Linked DNA regions of Homo sapiens: region 2 is linked to region 1. A link is a loop called in an ENCODE intact Hi-C map of the cell type or tissue named here. Cell type or tissue: Caco-2. All regions are shown on one strand. Each heading gives the region's core, and the rest is flanking DNA. Links, peaks and the distances in the headings are about the cores only. Region 1 holds the start of DRD2 (dopamine receptor D2). Region 2 overlaps TTC12-DT (TTC12 divergent transcript).

What was found. A loop is a pair of places that touch in the nucleus more often than their neighbours do. Peaks named below come from ENCODE experiments on the same cell type or tissue, not always from the same donor. Only the 100,000 strongest peaks of a DNase experiment are listed, where the experiment ranks them.
Region 2: a loop joins it to region 1, with 4 times the contacts of the local background. A loop is called at or near these places in 2 of 110 quality-filtered maps.

Annotation. Positions count from the first base shown.
Region 1 is chr11:113,469,732-113,478,730 of GRCh38, reverse strand. It overlaps DRD2 (dopamine receptor D2), which reads left to right and starts at 3,333. Exons shown (of 8, transcript NM_000795.4): 1 at 3,333-3,655. LOC105369501 (a long non-coding RNA gene) reads left to right here. Exons shown (of 6, transcript XR_948024.2): 5 at 1,532-1,625; 6 at 2,878-3,202. In Caco-2, for the core only: no CTCF peak of the experiment used is centred there; DNase peaks (open chromatin) are centred at 3,030, 3,342, 3,710 and 4,250; H3K4me3 peaks cover 1,185 bases; H3K27me3 peaks cover 538 bases.
Region 2 is chr11:113,301,501-113,310,499 of GRCh38, reverse strand. All of the region lies in intron 1 of TTC12-DT (TTC12 divergent transcript), which reads left to right. Among named protein-coding and RNA genes, the nearest start is that of TTC12-DT, 8.5 kb to the left of the region's middle. In Caco-2, for the core only: a CTCF peak has its summit at 4,600 (motif pointing left); a DNase peak (open chromatin) is centred at 4,609.

The sequences.
Region 1 (8,999 bases), core at 2,973-5,472:
TGAGATGATTTTTAGAAGGGGACTGTGACAGTCTGTTCTCTCTGGGGGTACATCAGAGTTTGAAGGAGATCAGCAAGGGTCCCCCCTCTTTCTAAGCTGCAGCGAGCAGTTCTTGGAGCTCGGGAGGAAGTTCTAGCTCTCCCTTATTCTCTGTTGGCTTTCTCCTTTGTTTCTCTTACAATGGGCCAACAAAACCCCCATCTGTCCCTAACTCATTTCCTAGCCCTGCCTGAATGTCTTTGCTCCCCCCAATTCATATGTTGAAATCCTAAGCCCCAGGATTATAAAATTAGAAAGTGAGCCTGTAATCCCAGCACTTTGAGAGGCCAAGGCAGGCGGATCACCTGAGGTCAGGAGTTCGAGACCAGCCTGAGCAAAATGGAGAAACCCCATCTCTACTGAAAATACAAAATTAGCTGGGTATGGTGGCGCATACTTGTAATCCCAGCTACTCGGGAGGCTGAGGCAGAAGAATCACTTGAACCCGGGAGGCGGAGGTTGCGGTGAGCCAAGATAGCACCACTGCACTCTAGCCTAGGCAACAAGAGCAAAACTCTGTAAAAACAAAACAAAACAAAACAAAACACAAAACAAAACAAAGGGAAAGTGAGGCCTTTGGGCAGTGAGGAGGTCATGAGGACAGAAGAAGACACAGCCCTCATAAATAGGATGGATGAGTCCCCTTGTAAAAGAGGCCCAAGAGCACTCATCCACCCCTTCCACCATGTGTGAACACAGTGAGAAAGTACCATCTATGAAACAGAAAGCTGGCTCTCACCAGACGCCAACTCTGCCAGCACCTTAATATTGGACTTCCCAGCCTCCAGAACTGTGAGAAATAAATTCTGTTTGTAAACCACACAGTTTACAGTATTTTGTTATATTAATAGCATCCCAGATGGACTAAGACAACCCCTAATACCCACTACTACTTATTTCCTTACAACTTTCAACAATGAAAAGGGTAGAAATAAATGAAAGATTTAGGAGGTACATCAGGTGGAACTTCCTGACTCCAAGGAGGTAAAGAATTCAAAGAGGCTGTTGTAGATCCTTTTTCAGGAAAGCTATAAGGCAAAGGGACACCCTGCCCCCACCCCGCCCACTTGGACTGGGCACACTCCTGCCTAGAGGCAGGGGGAGGCACCAAACGACCTCCAGAGGGCCCTGCTAGCCCAGGAAGCTGGGAGCCTCTGGTGCAGCCGCTGCTTGGCCGCAGATGTTCCCTGTCATCAATCACACAGTGCATCTGTTTGCTGTGCCGCTTGTTTAAAGAGTGAGGCGTTTGCTAATTGAAAACTAAAAGATCCATCCGTCTCACTCACAGCCAGCATGAAATCCACTCAGCCATGTAAGATTGGGGTAAAAAAGGCAGCGCAGAGCTACAGTGTCCTTGGGTGGGTGCACCTTATGGAGCTCATCTTCTTCCTGCTTCTGCCTCCTGATGAACAGGGCTCCCCTCCCCACCCCAGAGCAGCCAGAGATGGCCCATATTACCATTGTCTAACATGTCCTCATCTATTTTTCTCAGTAAAGCTCAGAGATCGTTATTTTTAGTCCCCACTTAAAAATGGAGAAACTGAGACTTCGCGAGATCAAGCAATTTAGGCAAGCCCACACAACAGGTAGGTGACCAAGGCGGGACACCAATCCAGGTGCTCTGGCTAGTCTGACCCATCCCTGAACCTATGTAGAGGTGCTGAGTTGGGAGGTACCAAATATCTCCTTATGTGGATTAAACCTAGGAAAGAATGGTCCAAGGGTATACAAGGGAAACACTGGGATGTCAACCATATCTGTAATGGCTGATCCCTTAAAGGCAATTATGGCAACATTCTAGGACTCCTATTGGTGTAATATCTCCCTATAGAGCCTGCAGGCAAATGGAGGCCAGTCCAGATCAGCAAGATCCAGGGGCAGGAGCTGGGAAGAGTCATGGTGGGGTGAGGTGGGGAGCCCACAGCTTCCTCTGCTCCCGTGCCTCCAGAGATGGCTGCATTTGAGAGAGGTGCTGTTTTGTGCCTCTGGAGAGGGGGACGGTTCAGTGCTGGACTCTGTGGGATTTGCAAGGACACTCCATCTCTCTGGGACTCAGTTCTCCCTTCTGAGGTGAGGCGGAATTGGATGAATGTTAAGGTCCTTTCCAGCCCTCACTTTCTATAATTGTGTGTGTCATTGGAGGAAATGCTGAGATGAAGTTAATCCTTGTGGCCCAGAGAGGCTGGATTCCAGCCATGCAGGGCCGACTCCCTGCTCTGCAGAGTCAGTCCTCTGCCCCTGCTCTTCCCTCTCCCTGGAGTGTTGTGCCACCTTCTCCCCTTGGGAACTGGTGTTGCTCCTTCAATGCCCGGTTCCTGTAAAGTCTCGCTTTTTTGTGCTTCACAGCACCTGTTTAAGCCTCAGTTATTTCCCTGGGGGTCCCCTCTCTGGATTGCCAGGGTGCGGGATCAGGGGCCTGGTTTTCTTTCTGTGTGTGACTTCTGAATCTGACACAGAATCTGGCAAACTGAGGACAGTTGGTAACTAATTGCTGCAGAAGAAAGAAAAGAAAGAGAAAGAAAGAAAAAGAAAGGAAGGAAGAAAGAAAGAAAGAAAGGAAAGAAAGAAAGAGAAAGAAAGAAAGAAAGAAAGAAAGAAAGAAAGAAAGAAAGAAAGAAAGAAAGAAAAGAAAAGAAAAGAAAGAAAAGGAGAGAGGAAGAAAAGGGGAGAAGAACGAGGTTCCTCTGCAGCCCAAATGACAGTGGGCAGGGTAGCAGCGGAACACCCTTCACCACTCTATCTCTTTCTCCCTCTCCCCACTCCCTGCCTCACACACCTCAGTTTGGAGTCAAGGGTGAGCTGGAACCCCTGAGGCCTCCTTTTGCATTTCCATGTCAGGTCAACTCCAAACAGGCTTTTTCCTTTGGATGAGTCCAGCAATAGAACTGACTACATAGATTCCAAGACCTGAAGTCAGAAAACGGATGCGGACCTCTTCCAACACCTCCTCTCCTTGCCTGACTTGCTGGATGGGTGGTGCCTCCCGCAACCCTTGGCTTCTGAGTCCTCAAAGGAGAAGACTGGCGAGCAGACGGTGAGGACCCAGCCTGCAATCACAGCTTATTACTCTGGGTGTGGGTGGGAGCGCAGTGGGCGGTCGAGGGTTGCGTTCCCGCCTCAAAACAAGGGATGGCGGAATCCCCCAACCCCTCCTACCCGTTCAGGCCGGGGATCGCCGAGGAGGTACAGCTCCTTTGGTGGGGGGCGGGGGCGGGGCCTGTCTCAGGGGCGGGGACCGGGGCACCTCCCTCCCGCGCTCCCCGCGCTCGGGCGCCGCAGAGCTGTCCAGCTTCAGTGCCGAACCGGCAGCCTCACGCGCGCACCGCGCCGCCTCCGCCCCGTCCCCGCGCTCCCTCCTGCCCGCCCGCCCCGCGCCCGGCCCCGCCCCGCCCCGCCCCGCCGCGGCCCGTCCACTGCTCCCCGCGGGCCAGAGCCGGCCGAGCTGCTGCCCGCCGGGGCTCTGAACGGCGCGGCGGGGCCGGGAGCCAGGGACCGGCCGAGGAGAGTGGCGGCCCCGGACGGCTGCCGGAGGGGCGGCCGCGCGTGGATGCGGCGGGAGCTGGAAGCCTCAAGCAGCCGGCGCCGTCTCTGCCCCCGGGCGCCCTATGGCTTGAAGGTAAGCACCGGCCGGATGGAGCGGCGGGCGACTCAGTGTCACGGGGAGAGGAGGAGGGACCTCCAAGGGGAGCGAGGCCAGGACCAGAAGTTTGTGCGGCCACTCCTGGCCGCCTGCTCGGGAGCGCCCGCCTGGGATCCGGCTCTGCATGGGCTCCCCGTCGGGCGGGGGCAGAGGGCGTCTGGAGCCCGCGGCTGCTATCCCCTCTCCCTCCTTCTCAGTAGCCTCCTCGCCACTTAGAAGGGAATCCTCTCCCCGAGCACGAGCGGGCGCAGCTGGGGCAGCCTCCCCGCGGGGCGCCCAGGGCAGCACGGCGGAGCCGCGGCATCGGAGGGCGGGAGGGAGGCCGCTCCCCACAATCTCGGGAGGGCACTTCCCCCAGCACCCAAGCGCGAGACCCGGGGCTCGCGGCCAGAGTTTCCGACTTCTTCCGGAGGAAGAAGGGCTGTTTTTGGCAACTCTGTGTTGGTGCGACCTGACCCTTTTCAGTTTCTAAGGCAGAAGCTAAGGATGGGGGAGAGGCAGATTCTGGCTGGATTCTCCCGCTCCCACGGTTGCCGCTGTCCTTGGTCCTGAACTTTCGTTCTCCTTCGCCTTCTCTTGGGTTGACACCTAGTCGGGGAGGGAGGCTTGGGTGCCAGACCCGTTTCTACCCGGCAGTGCAGGCGACGGTGGCGGCAGTAGCGGAGGGTGACCGCCCGGCTCTCGGCCCGGCTCTATGATGGACCGAGAGCCCCTCTAGGGTGGTATGCGGAGACAAGAGACACCTCTAAGCACCAGACAGAGCGCTTCCCTATCCCTGTCTGAGGCGGGCAGCCCTTGAGTGCTTCCTCTTGAAGAGCAGAGGTAAGAGGGTGCGTGTGCGTCTACATAACAGGCTTCACCATGGACACAAGTCACAGCAGTGCAGCTCCGTGGGGACAGGCGCTTGCTCTCAGCCACAAGGAAGCTGTCTGAGCAAGTCACTGTTGCCCCACCTGACACCCCACTACTTTTTTTTCGGTGGCTCTTGAGGTTGGGTGAGGGGGTGAGGGAGTGAGGTGCAAGGCACTTTGTGGATCCCACTCCAGATCCTTCTGCAGATCCAAGCCTTTCTGTATTTTGACCAGGCTACAAACCTTTTAGGCCAATCCTTGCTCCTCCTTAGGGAGCTAGATGTTCAACGATTCTCCCCACTCCCACCCTGCTTCAAATGCAAATATGCATGCTTATCTCTGATTCATCCTGCAGCATTAGGACCACTTGAAAAAGAAATCATGCTTATCGTCTTTCCCTCATGCAGCTGTTTGATGAGGGTGGCCAGATAGAGAGACTGTGGTCAGCATGACCAGTTTCAAGAAAATCAGCAAGCTGCTTTCCTGGGTTTCAGTCCCTGCCTTGGACTTCCCTCCTTAGTGTTCAAAATTCCTGGATTATTTGTTGCAGGGGGTTTTGATGCCATCTCTGAATGCAGACATCTGACAAGGAAGTGGTTTGGGAGGGTTAGACCTAGAACCAAATGAGGGCCAGGGTAGTCCCAGCTCTTAAAGATCATTGAGTTCCTTCTACCTTCCCTGCACAGCCTGAGGTGCCCAGAAAGTGGAGAGGTTCTGATTTGTTGTAGAAGTCCGGGCAGCATTTCTCTAAGGGTTTTTTTCTTTTTAATGAATTCCCTGAGAAGCTGGTTAAAAATGCGTATTTTTGCTTCTTCCTTGAAAAACTGCTGAATGAGAATCTCAAGCGGAGGCCCAGGAAATTTATATTTTAACAATGTTTCTGAGTGATTCATGTGTACACTGAATTAGCAAATTACCTCCCAAAAAGTTGAGACTCCTTAGAGAGTCTGTATACATTTATTTTATTTTGAAAATGGAAATCAAGTTTATTTTACATAAAATTGGTAGCAGGTATTCTATCTGAGAAAATCCCTTGAAGATATAAAAATGCATTTCTAAGAGTTAAAAGAATCATGTACCTTGGCAACCATTTGCTGATATCTTAAATATTCCTAAATTTCATACATTTGAAATTTATAAAATTAAGGTATTTAATCTCACCCTTTGTCTCCTGCTGTTATACCTGTTAAATTCTTCAAGTGTGAGACTCTTGGTAGAAAGACCATCCCCCTGATTAAATCTTTGCTGAAATTAAGGATGCAATCCAATCTCCTCTCCCCCAGGATCTTCCTGGGCTTTTCTTCTTTCTAAAATTTTTGGCCCTTTTAAGGAATCACCAATATGGCTTCAGGTTGACTTATGTAAATACTAACTGTCCCTCTATGGGGGTCAACTCAGTGTTTCCCTCCTGCCCTCCCCTCTGGGTGAGTTATTGTCTTTCATTATGCATGTGCTGTGATCTGTTAACCTAAGTGCTCCTGAAATGCCAAGGAGTGATTAGTTCAGCCTAGTAGCACGTCATGCTCCCCAAGGCTGGTAGCCACTCATGCCCTGCTGGAAGTGACATATTGACTGTATTGATTTGGTTCTTTTGTTCCATAAGCAAGGAGGCTTGTAGGGGTAAAAAGGCTAGTAATGATGCTTGTGGGCTAGTTAGTCTTGTACCTTCACCTACAAAGGTGGATTATTTCTGTCTAGAAAATGCAATTATCTTGAGAATGATATAGGAGAATCTGAAATTGAGACAAACGCTTCTGTTCTTTCTTTGATACTATGGGAAACAAATGGGAACTTAGGGTCATTAGAAATATGGCCTCACATACTCCTGAGATTGTCTTGCTGAAGCCGGACTGGTCTGGGGTCACCATTCTCTGAATAAACAAGTATAAGGGGAAAGACGTGGGGACTCTGCCTGGAGAGAATGGTTTCCATCTCCCCTGCAAGTAAAAGTTACATTTTAGTGTTAACAAAAAAGTGTGGCTGTGAAGATAGCACTGTGTGTATGTGTATGTGTTTGTGTGTGTTTGCATACACGTGCATGCACACATATGAGCACATCGCCCAGGAGAGACAGATATGATGAGACTTCCTTGAGCCAATCCTGTGTTGGCACCCACCACTTCTCCCCGCTTTGTGGCTTAATACCTATGAATCTCCAACAGTGAAGGTGCCTCAACACCTAGGAAGAGAGAAGAATCAAGTTGAGGTTTTATAATGCCAGAACCCTAAGTCATATTTGTAATATCTCCCAGAATCAAGTTATATATCAGCAGGCTACAGTTACCTAAGAGTTGAGGTCTTGAAAATAGCTTAGAACAGCAGCCCAGTCATTTGCATTTTCCTGGGATATAGTTTATAGGACTTTAGATTCTTAGGTTATCTTCTTGGGCTCCTCAGAGGTCATGCCAGATGCCCCTGACTCCAAACAGGGAAGCTGTTTCCTTAGTCCAGAAATACAATGGTCTTTCTTCTTTTATTAAAGTTCTCCTAAACAGAACTTTTTCCAATGAATTTTCCAGTTTCTGAACACCAGGACTGGACTCAGCAACTGGAGCTTCTCCATCCTACCAGGTACTCTGCTTAGCAGAGGAGCATCCTGCATATAGGAAACACTCGGAAACCATGGGCAGCAGAAAGGACACAGGTTGATTCAACTTCTCAGCAGGCACCCTCCTTTGTAGGTAGCCTCTTACTTAGCTGAACCCCAGCACCATTTTCCCTCTTCTCACCTCCAGTAAGGCATTTTGTGGCCTTGGAAGGACCTTGGGATTAGGTATAAGCCCTTCTGCTCTCCAGAATATACCATGGAGCCACTAAGGATGCACAAATTGCTTATTTACCAATTTGAGCAGTAGACTAATGTTATCTCTGGCCTTTTAAATTACTCTAATGGTGTTGGAATCTAATATTAATATACTTTTGCCTCTCACCTGTTCCCATGACCAATGTAATTGGAGATTTCTTTCCTCTGTACTTAAATGGATGCAAAACTTTCTTATTTTTTGACAATAGAATCATATTATCTAAATGTACAGGCCTGGAAAATAGCTTGATTATAGTGTCAGCACATGGGGATGGAGGAGTAATAAAACTATAAGACTCAGCCACTTGGTTTTCTTTGATTTGGGTCCAGAGAAAGGAGAGAAATTTGCCCTCAGAATTGCAGATTTTTCTTTTCTTTTTCCTTTCACCTTAATCTGGTAAATGGGTTAAATCAATACCCTTGGCAGCTGGGATGCCCTTGGAAGGCACAGCCTCTTCTCTCCCTAGGATACATGAGAGTGTTTCACTGCAGAGGGGCCAAGGACCCTGGTGGCTCTAGTGTATAGGGAGGAGTCAGAGATGACACACTGGGGTCTGAGGCCTCCCTCTTCCCCTGGATAGAAGAAACTGTGCTGCTGCAGTGCTTTGAACTCAGAAGCCTGGAAACTCCTAGGGGCATTTGGGAGAGTATGGGACAGTGTACAGAGGTGAGAGCAGAGGAGAAGTAGACTCTTAGGAGGCCCTGAAAGAGGCTGATGTTAAATATGCATTGAATATAGGTATCAGCTTAGTGTAGTTTGGGCAATTTTGTCATAATCTGATGTCACCTGTAAGGATTTTTACTTTTTCCAGTAGGAGATGAGGGAATTCTTTGCTGTCTGAAGGGACAGGGAGGGGAAGGAGGGAAAACCTCTGGTTTCCCCTGCAGCCCTCTGGGTAATGTCAGCTTGCTTCCAGACAGAGGGCGGTAAGGGAAGTCAGGCAGACCTGGCTCCCAGGAGCTCCATCAATAGGCCTGCAGTTAGCCTGGGCAGTCCTGCCTTCCAGGAAGCTGTCGCTCAGCACAGAACTGCAGCTGTGGCCCCAACGATAATCCCCTGCAGATGTCTGGGAGCCAAAGGGAGTCCTGGCGCCTGTTCATTTGTTATTGGTCTCCTTCAGAACGTGCCTGCCCTTCTCATTTCCACCCCCTCCTTGTTGTTATTGTTTGGGTTCTAAGTGGCCCAGCAGGAGAAAGACATTAGAAATGAAATTATTTTTGTTACATGCTACATCATTGCCTCCTCTCCTACCTGCTACCCCAGGCAGCACCATCACTAGCAACTCCCAGGAACTCTTGATATGGGAAAGTGGCTTAGTACCAGGCTTCCCTAGAATGAGAAGTGGTCCTGTTCACCAGACCCTCCTTTGCTGGCCTCATCATCATAACGGCCAGCATTTATTGTGCACTTACTGTGTGCAGGGCGCTGTGCTCAGCACTTGACATAGGTTCTTCATTTAAACTCCCAATCCTGCAACAACTCTGTGAAATAGGAACCCTTGTTTTTACATTTTTTGTTTGTTTATTATTTATTTATTTATTTATTATTTTCATTTTTAGAGAGAGGTCTTGCTCTGTCACCCAGGCTGGAGTGCAGTGGTGCAATCATAGCTCACAGCAGCCTTGAACTCCTGGGCTCAAGTGATCCTCCTGCTTCAGCCACCCG
Region 2 (8,999 bases), core at 3,514-6,013, 170 kb after region 1:
TTATTCTGGCTGCAATGCAGAGAATGATCTGGAAAGAGGTGAGAGGGACACTGGTTAGGAGTTTGTTGTGGGTACTGGCAGTAGGAATAGAGATGAATTTGAGATGTATTTTCGAGGGAGGATTGACAGCAGGAAAGTATCAATAATGACATTAGGTTTCCAGCTTGACCAGATTAAGGTTCTCCATTGGCTGAGCTAGAGAATATTAGAGAATAATGTTTGGAGAAAAGATGAGGTCAGATTTGTGATATCCAGTCCAAAATGCCCATGAGTTATCCAAGTATAGATGTGGAGTAAATTGATAATTGTCCCTTAATATTTGTTCTCCTCTTCTTCAGATCTACCAATTTTTAGCAAGGCCCAAGACACCTAGAGTAGACTGTGTTTCCCAGCTTTCCTTGTGTAATACACGATCAAGTTCTGACCAATTAGATATAAGCAGAGGTGGTGGTGCTACTTCTGGGAAGTGTCCCCAAAAGGATGCCCTTTTCCTTGCTGATTGGAATGGGGACCCAATGGCTGGAGCTGGGCCAGCCATTTTGGACCATGATATAGAAGCATTGTGTTGAGGATCTAGAAGGAGGTCGGGTCCTGAGATCATGGAGCTGCCTCAAGGGCTTTGGACTGCCCGACTTCATATTTCTATATGAGCAAGATATTGAACGCCAACAGGAGATACTTCAGTTGCTGGAAATATAATGACTTTTATTGAAGATTCTGCTATCTTGGGTTTTCTGTCACTCCCAGTCAAACCTAATGTTAACTGATAAGGAAAGCACTCTTCGTTTATTCATTCATTCAACTAACACTCTCTTAATGTTTATATCTAATTTTTCATCATAAGTCCCTACAGTAATATTATACTAGCACAATAGAAATGTTAATACTTTAAAATGAAGCACAATAATGTTATACTAGCATAATAGAAATGTTGATATTTTAAAATGAAACACATGTTAATTTTTAAATGCATCTCATCCAATAAACTTTACACATTGGAGCAATTTGATACTGAGATCGTGAAATTAAGAAGGTTATGTTATTCTTTTTTCTCCTTGAAGTCATTTTTCCATTTTATATCTCCCCATACACACTTGGAATACTATCCTATTATGGAATTTTTTTTCTGTTTTTTGAGATGGAGTCTTGCTCTGTCACCCAGGCTGAAGTGCAGTGGCATGATCTTGGCTCACTGCAACCTCCACCTCCTGGGTTCAAGCAATTCTCCTGCCTTAGCCTCCTGACTAGCTGGGATTACAGGTGTCTGCCACTGTGCCCAGCTAATTTTTGCATTTTTAGTAGAGACGGGGTTTCACCACATTGGTCATGGTTGGCCAGGCTGGTCTTGGACCTCTGACCTCAGGTGATCCATCTGCCTCAGCCTCCCAGGGTGCTGGGATTACAGACGTGAGCCACTGCACCCAACCTTATGGGATATATTTTCATGCTTGCATCTCTTTTATTGATAATCTCATCATACTTCACTGCCACAGAAATATCAACAAAAGTTGTTGGAGTGTTTGCTGTGACCAATTATCATACTATGAGCCAGGGGCACAGCCTCTGTCCTCAAGGATCCCACAGTCTAATGAGTAAGACAGATGCATAAACAGATTATTACATTAATAGAACAGTATGATAAGGGCAGTGAAGGTCTAGTGCCTAAGGAAGAGGGAGGGAGAAGGAAATGCTGTCAGGCAAGTCCCCACAAGAATAGGGATTTCCCTGGTTAATGTGCAGGCTGGGAGTGTGTAGACGGCTCCAGGCAGAGGGGACAGGACTGGCAAAAGTTTAGAGGCAAGAAACATTGTGAAAGGCAAGAGTGGTGCAAGATGAGCCCAGAGATGTGGGTAGGGGCAGCTATATCCCGGATGGAAGCCATAGGAAGGGTGTGGAACAGGGACACAACAAGGCAAGAGCCCAGGGATGGAATGATAAGAGTTTATTGGGCAGGAGGGATGCAAAAGACGGGGGCAGCATGTTTGCTCCTGGTTGAGCTGGAAGTCACAGACATTCGTGGCTTCTTCAGAAGTCACTTCCATCTTGATGACTCCCACATACATCTCTGCGAACCCAAACTTTACTCCAAGTCCCAACTCTCTAAATCCAACAGGGTAACTAGACAATGCCTTTCCTGGGAGTAGGGATTTTGCTTTATTTTATCTTTGTATCCCCAGCCCCTGGTGCTTAGTTGGAGCTAAATAAAGATTTGTTGAATAAGTGAGTTTTTCTCTTGCTCTGCTTAGAGGAAGGTTCAAATATGTTATTCTAGATGGAAAAGGAATAAGGGTGTTTATAGTTTCTCTGCCTCAACCTTCCCAGAGTGGTCCATCCTGGAGGATAAGCACTGTTACAGTCACAAAATACTTTTCAGGATAAATCTTGCACTTGACAGATTGACCACTTTAACATGTCAAAAGTCCTGGTAAACCCCGGATAGCCACTGGGCTGTCCAGGAAGATTCCAATTTCCCCACTTCCAGGTGCATCGTAGGATCTCACTTCTCTATGGCCTGGTGATTTGCTTTGGCCAATGCAGTGTTGGGAGAAGTGAAATGGGCAGAAGCCTTTAAGCGCCAGTTTGACTCCCCATACATGTCCTTTCCCCCGACCCAGCAACCAGATGGTGTCCCTGAGTGAGTTCATGGAGGACAGGTATCTGTCTACCTTTGATGGATATGTAGAATGAGTGAGCAACAGACCTTTCTTGTTATAATCCATAAAACCTTGGGGCTTGTTTGTTAACGCAGCATAATGTAGCCCATCATGTCTAATACGGCCACTCGGAACACTTCTTCTTCACTTGTTACAATGGCAAAGTCTAGGGACCTCGCATATGAGTATATGTAAATAACAATGGTTATGATTTACATTTTAAGTGTCAATGTCTATGTATTTTCATATATATTCAAATGCACAGAGGGAAACAGACTTTTAAATTGTTGCTGACTTGCGTTTCAAATATATTTCTCCTAGAGAACCTTTATGAATCATATTTTCACAACGACTACTTCCACCTGATCCAAATCCCTTGTGTGATACTTCAGTTTTACTTTTGTTTTATGTTCTCAATAAAAATGGGAGAACATTTGTTCACGGTAAGTCTGAGACTTGGAGATTGTACAGTAAATCTGAGACTTGGAGATTGTATAAGTGGTCTCCCCTCTCTTTTACTCTGCTCTCTCTTTAGTGTAAACAATTGTCTTTGTTGTCTTTGTCTCTCTTTGTCTTTTCTCATCAACCATACTTTAAAAACTTAGGTGCAGCCAGGTGCGGAGGTTCACTCCTGTAATCCCAGCACTTTGGGAGGCTGACACGGATGGATTGCCTGAGCCCAGGAGTTCGAGACCAGCCTGGGCAACATGGTGAAACCCCGTTTCTACTAAAATACAAAACAATTAGCCAGGCACACCTGTAGTCCCAGCTACTTAGGAGGCTGAGCTTGAACCCAAGAGGTGGAGGTTGCAGTGAGCCGAGATTGCGCCACGGCACTCCAGCGTGGGCGACAGAGCAAGACTCCATCACTAAAAAACAAAAATAAATAAAAGTTTAGGAGAGATATTTTTTTTTCTCCTGAGGACATGAGGAATAAAGAGATCTCACCTTTGCCTGCTAAGAGTGATTGGTGTTGACAAAGTCAACCTGAATCCAGGAACCAAACTACAAACATGGCCCATTAGACAAAGACCCCTCACCATGGATGCTGGAGCTGCAATTGATTTGATAACTTTGGCTTCAAAATTTAGAGAAGGAGGAAGCTGAAGGAATGTAACACTGTCTTTTTCCTCCCTAAAGAGAATTCAAAAGTCACATTTGATTTTTTTTCCAAACCTATGTCCTTTTGAAAGAAAAAAACTAAAAACAAACAAACAAAAAACAGCATTCTACCATAGACGTAGAAATAATTTCAGGATCCAGTTAGACTTAGTCTGTGTGACCACAGGGGCCAAGAGTCTTCCTTGAGATTTCTATACTTAATGAAATGACACTACGGTTATTAACAACAACAACAGTAATGATAGTAACTAGCCCTTAATGAGCTGCTATGTTCCAGGCATTGTGCTCAGTCCTTTACATGCATTATTTAATTTAAAGCTCTTGATAGCCTTACAAGGTCTTATTCCTATTTCAAAGACAAGAAAATGCAGTGAGAGAGGTAAAGTGATTTGTCAGAGGCTGAGCCAAGATGTGAGCCCTGGTCTGTGTCCCACCAGAGCTCAGGCTACCCCACCGCACCACACTGCCTCAGATGTACTTTCTTGAGAGAGCCCTGTTTTAAACTCCTGCCATCAGTGACCACTCCAGGAGCCTCTGGGCCTCGCTGGGCCTCGCTGCGCCTCGTGAACGTAGAAGCCTCCTTACAGACTGCTCCCTCCACTTCACAGGCTGGCCCACCCCTGCAAAGGTGAAAGATACATCTTAACTATAGCCAGAGGGGCATGCCCCCCACTCCATTAAGAAAGGCAGCGTGTCTCCATCAATGTCATCTTTGGATCCTTTCTGGGGATCGTAGGACTTCTCTGCCTGAAAAAGAAAAGCACTGGGCATTCAGTGCCAGGTGGAACCGGTGCCACCAAGCCTGCCTAGTGTGGAACAGCACTGCCACCGTGTGGCAGACTGGCTGCACCTGGACAACCACTGTGGCAGAGAAAGGCTGGGACCCACGAGCAGTCAGCCATTCATGCATTTATTTAATGTTTGCTGAGCACCTACTATGTGTCTCGTACCTGGCTAGCTGCCTCTGACTGCTACTGCTGCTGTGATCACTTCTCTGGATAGTGAATTAAATGATGTCAACAATTTAGGCTCCAGAGAATGTTTAACACTTATTCATCATTTATTTAGGGTACTTGGTCATTCATTTAGGGGTGATTCATACCACTCAGAAATTATAAAGACAGAGCCAGGCACAGTGGGTCATGCTTGTAATCCCAGAACTTTGGGAGGCTGAGGCAGGAGGATCACTTGAAGCTAGGAGGTCTAGACCAGCCTGGGCAACAAAGCAAGATTCCATCTCTGAAAAGAGTGAAAAAAAAAAATTAGTCAGGCATGGTGACATGTGCCTGTAGTTTCAGCTAATCAAGAGGATCACTTGTGCCCAGGAGTTTGAGGCTGCAGTGAGCCAAGATCATGCTACTGCACTCCTGCCTGGACGACAGATTGAGACCCCATCTCGGAAGGAAGGAAGGAAGGAAGGGAGGGAGGAAGGAAGGAAGGAAGGGAGGGAGGGAGGGAGGAAGGGAGGGAGGGAGGGAGGGAGGAAAACAGAAGAGAAGAAGAGGGAAAGGAAAGGAAGGGAAGGGAAAGGAAGGGAAGGGGAAGGAAGGGGAAGGAAGGGAAAGGAAAGGATAGGAAAGGAAAGGAAAGGAAAGGAAACAATTGTGTGATGCACAGCTTTGTGCAGTGAGGTTTTTTTTGCCTCCAAGGTTTTGGGGACAAGAAGGCACACAGAGAATTAAAGGAGTCCAGAGTTACTTGCTGTCCTGATATAGATCCCATCTCAATTGCTATAAAAGGTTGAGATATGTATTTCTAGAACACATCTTTGCTTCTTTTATATCAACAGTTTAAGAGCATATTTAAAGTATATAATTAAAACTTAGAATATAGAGAAAGACAGAAAATTTTCATGACCTCTTACCCCAACAGTACTATTAACATTTTGATGTATTTCCTTTCAGTCTTTCTTCTACATATTTTTGCAATGATGTAACCAGGATTACATACGATTTTGTTTTACTTTATTGGCATAGCATAATGTCATCATAATCATAATAGCTGACACATTCTGAGCACCCTTGATGTCTCAGGCTCTTTATAGGAGCTTTAAACATTATCCCATGAAACCAAGTTACAACCTTAGGAGATAGTGTTATTATCTTCCTTTTAGTAGACAAGGCAATCAAGGCTCAGAGAGGATACATATTTGTCTTGTCTCTAGTTAAAGTCTATACCAGGTAATTGCATTGTTTTCATTACTGATATTTAATATTCACATTGCATTCCATTTATTCATTTCTCTACTTCACTTGACTACTTGCTATCATTTTAGAGCTTTAGTTGTTTCTAATATGTTTTGCTCATGTAAATATTGCTGCAACAAACATCTCTAAGTAAAACTTCTTATGTATCTCAGATTATTTTCTCTGGGTAGCTTCTCATAAATGGGTTTCTCAATCAAGATTTCAAACTTTTATGGTTGTTAATATTCCCAAATAGATTCTCAATGGATTTGTACAAATTTGTACCATTTGCCAACTATGACCAGCAATGCTTGAGAGTGCTAGTTTCACAGTATCCTCATCAGCACGCTTAATTTTTTTCTGATCTAAAAGATGAGAAATAATCTGACAAATGAATCAGTGATAAATGGACTGTTTTTGTGTATTTTATTATTGGAGAGCCTGGAACCCCTTTCACTTTTCATCACTTACACTGGTGCTTTCCAGCTTCCAGAACCACAGTGAAGAACAGTCTATGTTATCTCACCTGGCTTTTCCTTCCTCAAATTGCATATCCTTTTGGACAGCCCTAGAATGTCTCTGCCATCTTGTATCCTTTAAACTAAGAGTTCTTAACTTAGGGTCCAGGGACCCCCTCCCAAGGGTCCATGGATAGAATTCAGGGTGTCTCTGAACTTGATTGGGAACAAAATTGTATTTTTATTGTTACCAATCTGTCACTGGAATTTAGCATTGGTTTCATTGTTTTTTTTTTCCAGCTTTTTATTTTATTAAAAAACCTTTTTTAAATTTCAATAATTTTTGGAGAACAGGTAGTGTTTGGTTGCATGGAAAAGTTCTTTAGTGGTGATTTCTGAGATTTTGGTGCATATGTCACCTGAGCAGCATACACTGTACCCAATGTGTAGTTTTTATCCCTCACGCCCCTCCCAACCTTCCCTCACAAGTCACCAAAGCCCATTATATCATTCTCTTTTTTTTTGAGACGGAGTCTCGTTCTGTCACCCAGTCTGGATGCAGTGGCACAATCTTGGCTCACTGCAACCTCTGCATCCCAAGTTCAAGCAATTCTCCTGCCTCAGCCTCCTGAGTAGCTGCAACTTCAGGCACCTGCCACCATGCCTGGCTAATTTTTGTTATTTTTTAGTAGAAACAGGGTTTCACCATATTGGCCAGGGTGGTCTCAAACTCCTGACCTCAAGTGATTCTCCCTCCTCGGCCTTCCAAAGTGCTGGGACTACAGGCGTGAGCCGCCATGTCTGGCCCATTATATCATTCTTATGCCTTTGCGTCCTCATAGCTTAGCTGGCACTTATAAGTGAGAACATACAATATTTGGTTTTCCATTCCTGAGTTACTTCACTTAGAATAATGGTCTCTAACCCCATTCGGGTTGCTGCAAATGCCATTAGTTTATTCCTTTTTTGTGGCTGAATAGTATTCTATGGCATATATATATATATATATATAGCTTTTATTCACTCATTGGTTAATGTGCATTTAGGCTGATTCCATATTTTTGCAATTGCGAATTATGGTGCTGTAAACATGCATCTGCAAGTATCTTTTTCATATAATTACTTCTTTTCCTCTAGGTAGATACCCAGTAGTGGAGTTACTGGATCAAATGTTAGTTATGCTTTTAGTTTTTAAAGGAATCTCCATACTTTTTTCCATAATGGTTGTACTAGTTTAGATTCCCACCAGCAGTGTAAATGTGTTCACTTTTTACCACATCCATGCCAACATCTATTTTTTTTTTTATTGTTTAATTATGGTCATTCTTGCAGGAGTAAGGTGGTATCTCATTGTGGTTTTTTTTTTTTTTTTTTTTGCACTTCCCTGATAAAGGTAGTGATGCTGAGTATATTTTCTTATGTTTGTTGGCCATTTGTATATCTTCTTTTGAGAATTGTGTATTCATGTTCTTTGCCCACTTTTCAATGAGATTATTTGTGTTTTTTTGCTGATTTATTTGAGTTCCTTGTAGGTTCTGGATCTTAGTTCTTTGTCAGATGCATAGTTTGTGAATATTTTTTCCCACTGTGTGGGTTATTTATTTTGCTGTGCAGAAGCTTTTTAGTTTATTAAGTCCCATCTATCTATCTTTGTTTTTGTTGCATTTGCTTTGGGTTCTTGCTCATGAACTCTTTGCCTAAGCCAATGTGTAGAATAGTTTTTTCAGTGATATCTTCTATAATTTTTATGGTTTCAGATCTTAGATTTAAGTCTTTGATCCATCTTGAGTTGATTTTTTTTTTTTTTTTTTTTTTTAGATGGAGTCTTGCTCTGTCACCAGGTTGGAGTGCAGTGGCGCAATCTCGGCTCACTGCAACCTCCGCCTCCTTGGTTCAAGTGAGTCTCCTGCCTCAGCCTCCCAAGTAGCTGGGACTACAGGTGCATGCCACCACACCCAGTTAATTTTTGTATTTTTAGTAGAGACAGGTTTTCACCATGTTGGCCAGGATGGTCTCAATTTCCTGACCTTGTGATCCATTCACCTCGGCCTCCCAAAGTCCTGGGATTACAGGCATGAGCCACCCTGCCCGGCCGAGTTGATTTTTGTATAAGGGGAGAGAGGAGGATCCAGCTTCATTCTTTCACATGTGGCTAGCCAATTATCGAAGCACCATTTCTTGCATAGGGTGTCCTTTTCCCACTTCATGTTTTTGTTTGCTTTGTCAAAGATCGGTTGGCTACAACTATTTGGCTTTATTTCTGAGTTCTATATTCTGTTCCATTGGTCTGCATGCCTATTTTTATACCAGTACCATGCTGTTTTGGTGACTATGACCTTATAGGTTGAAATCGGGTAATACGATGCCTCCAGATTTGTTCTTGTTAATTAGTCTTGCTTTGGGTATGTGTGCTCTTTTTGGATTTCATATGAATTGTAGGATTGTTTTTTCTAGTTATGTGAAGAATGTTGATGGTATTTCGACGGAGATTGCATTGAATCTACAGATTGCTTTTGGCAGTATGGTCATTTTCACAATATGGATTCTATCCACCCACGGGCATAGGATGTGATTCCATT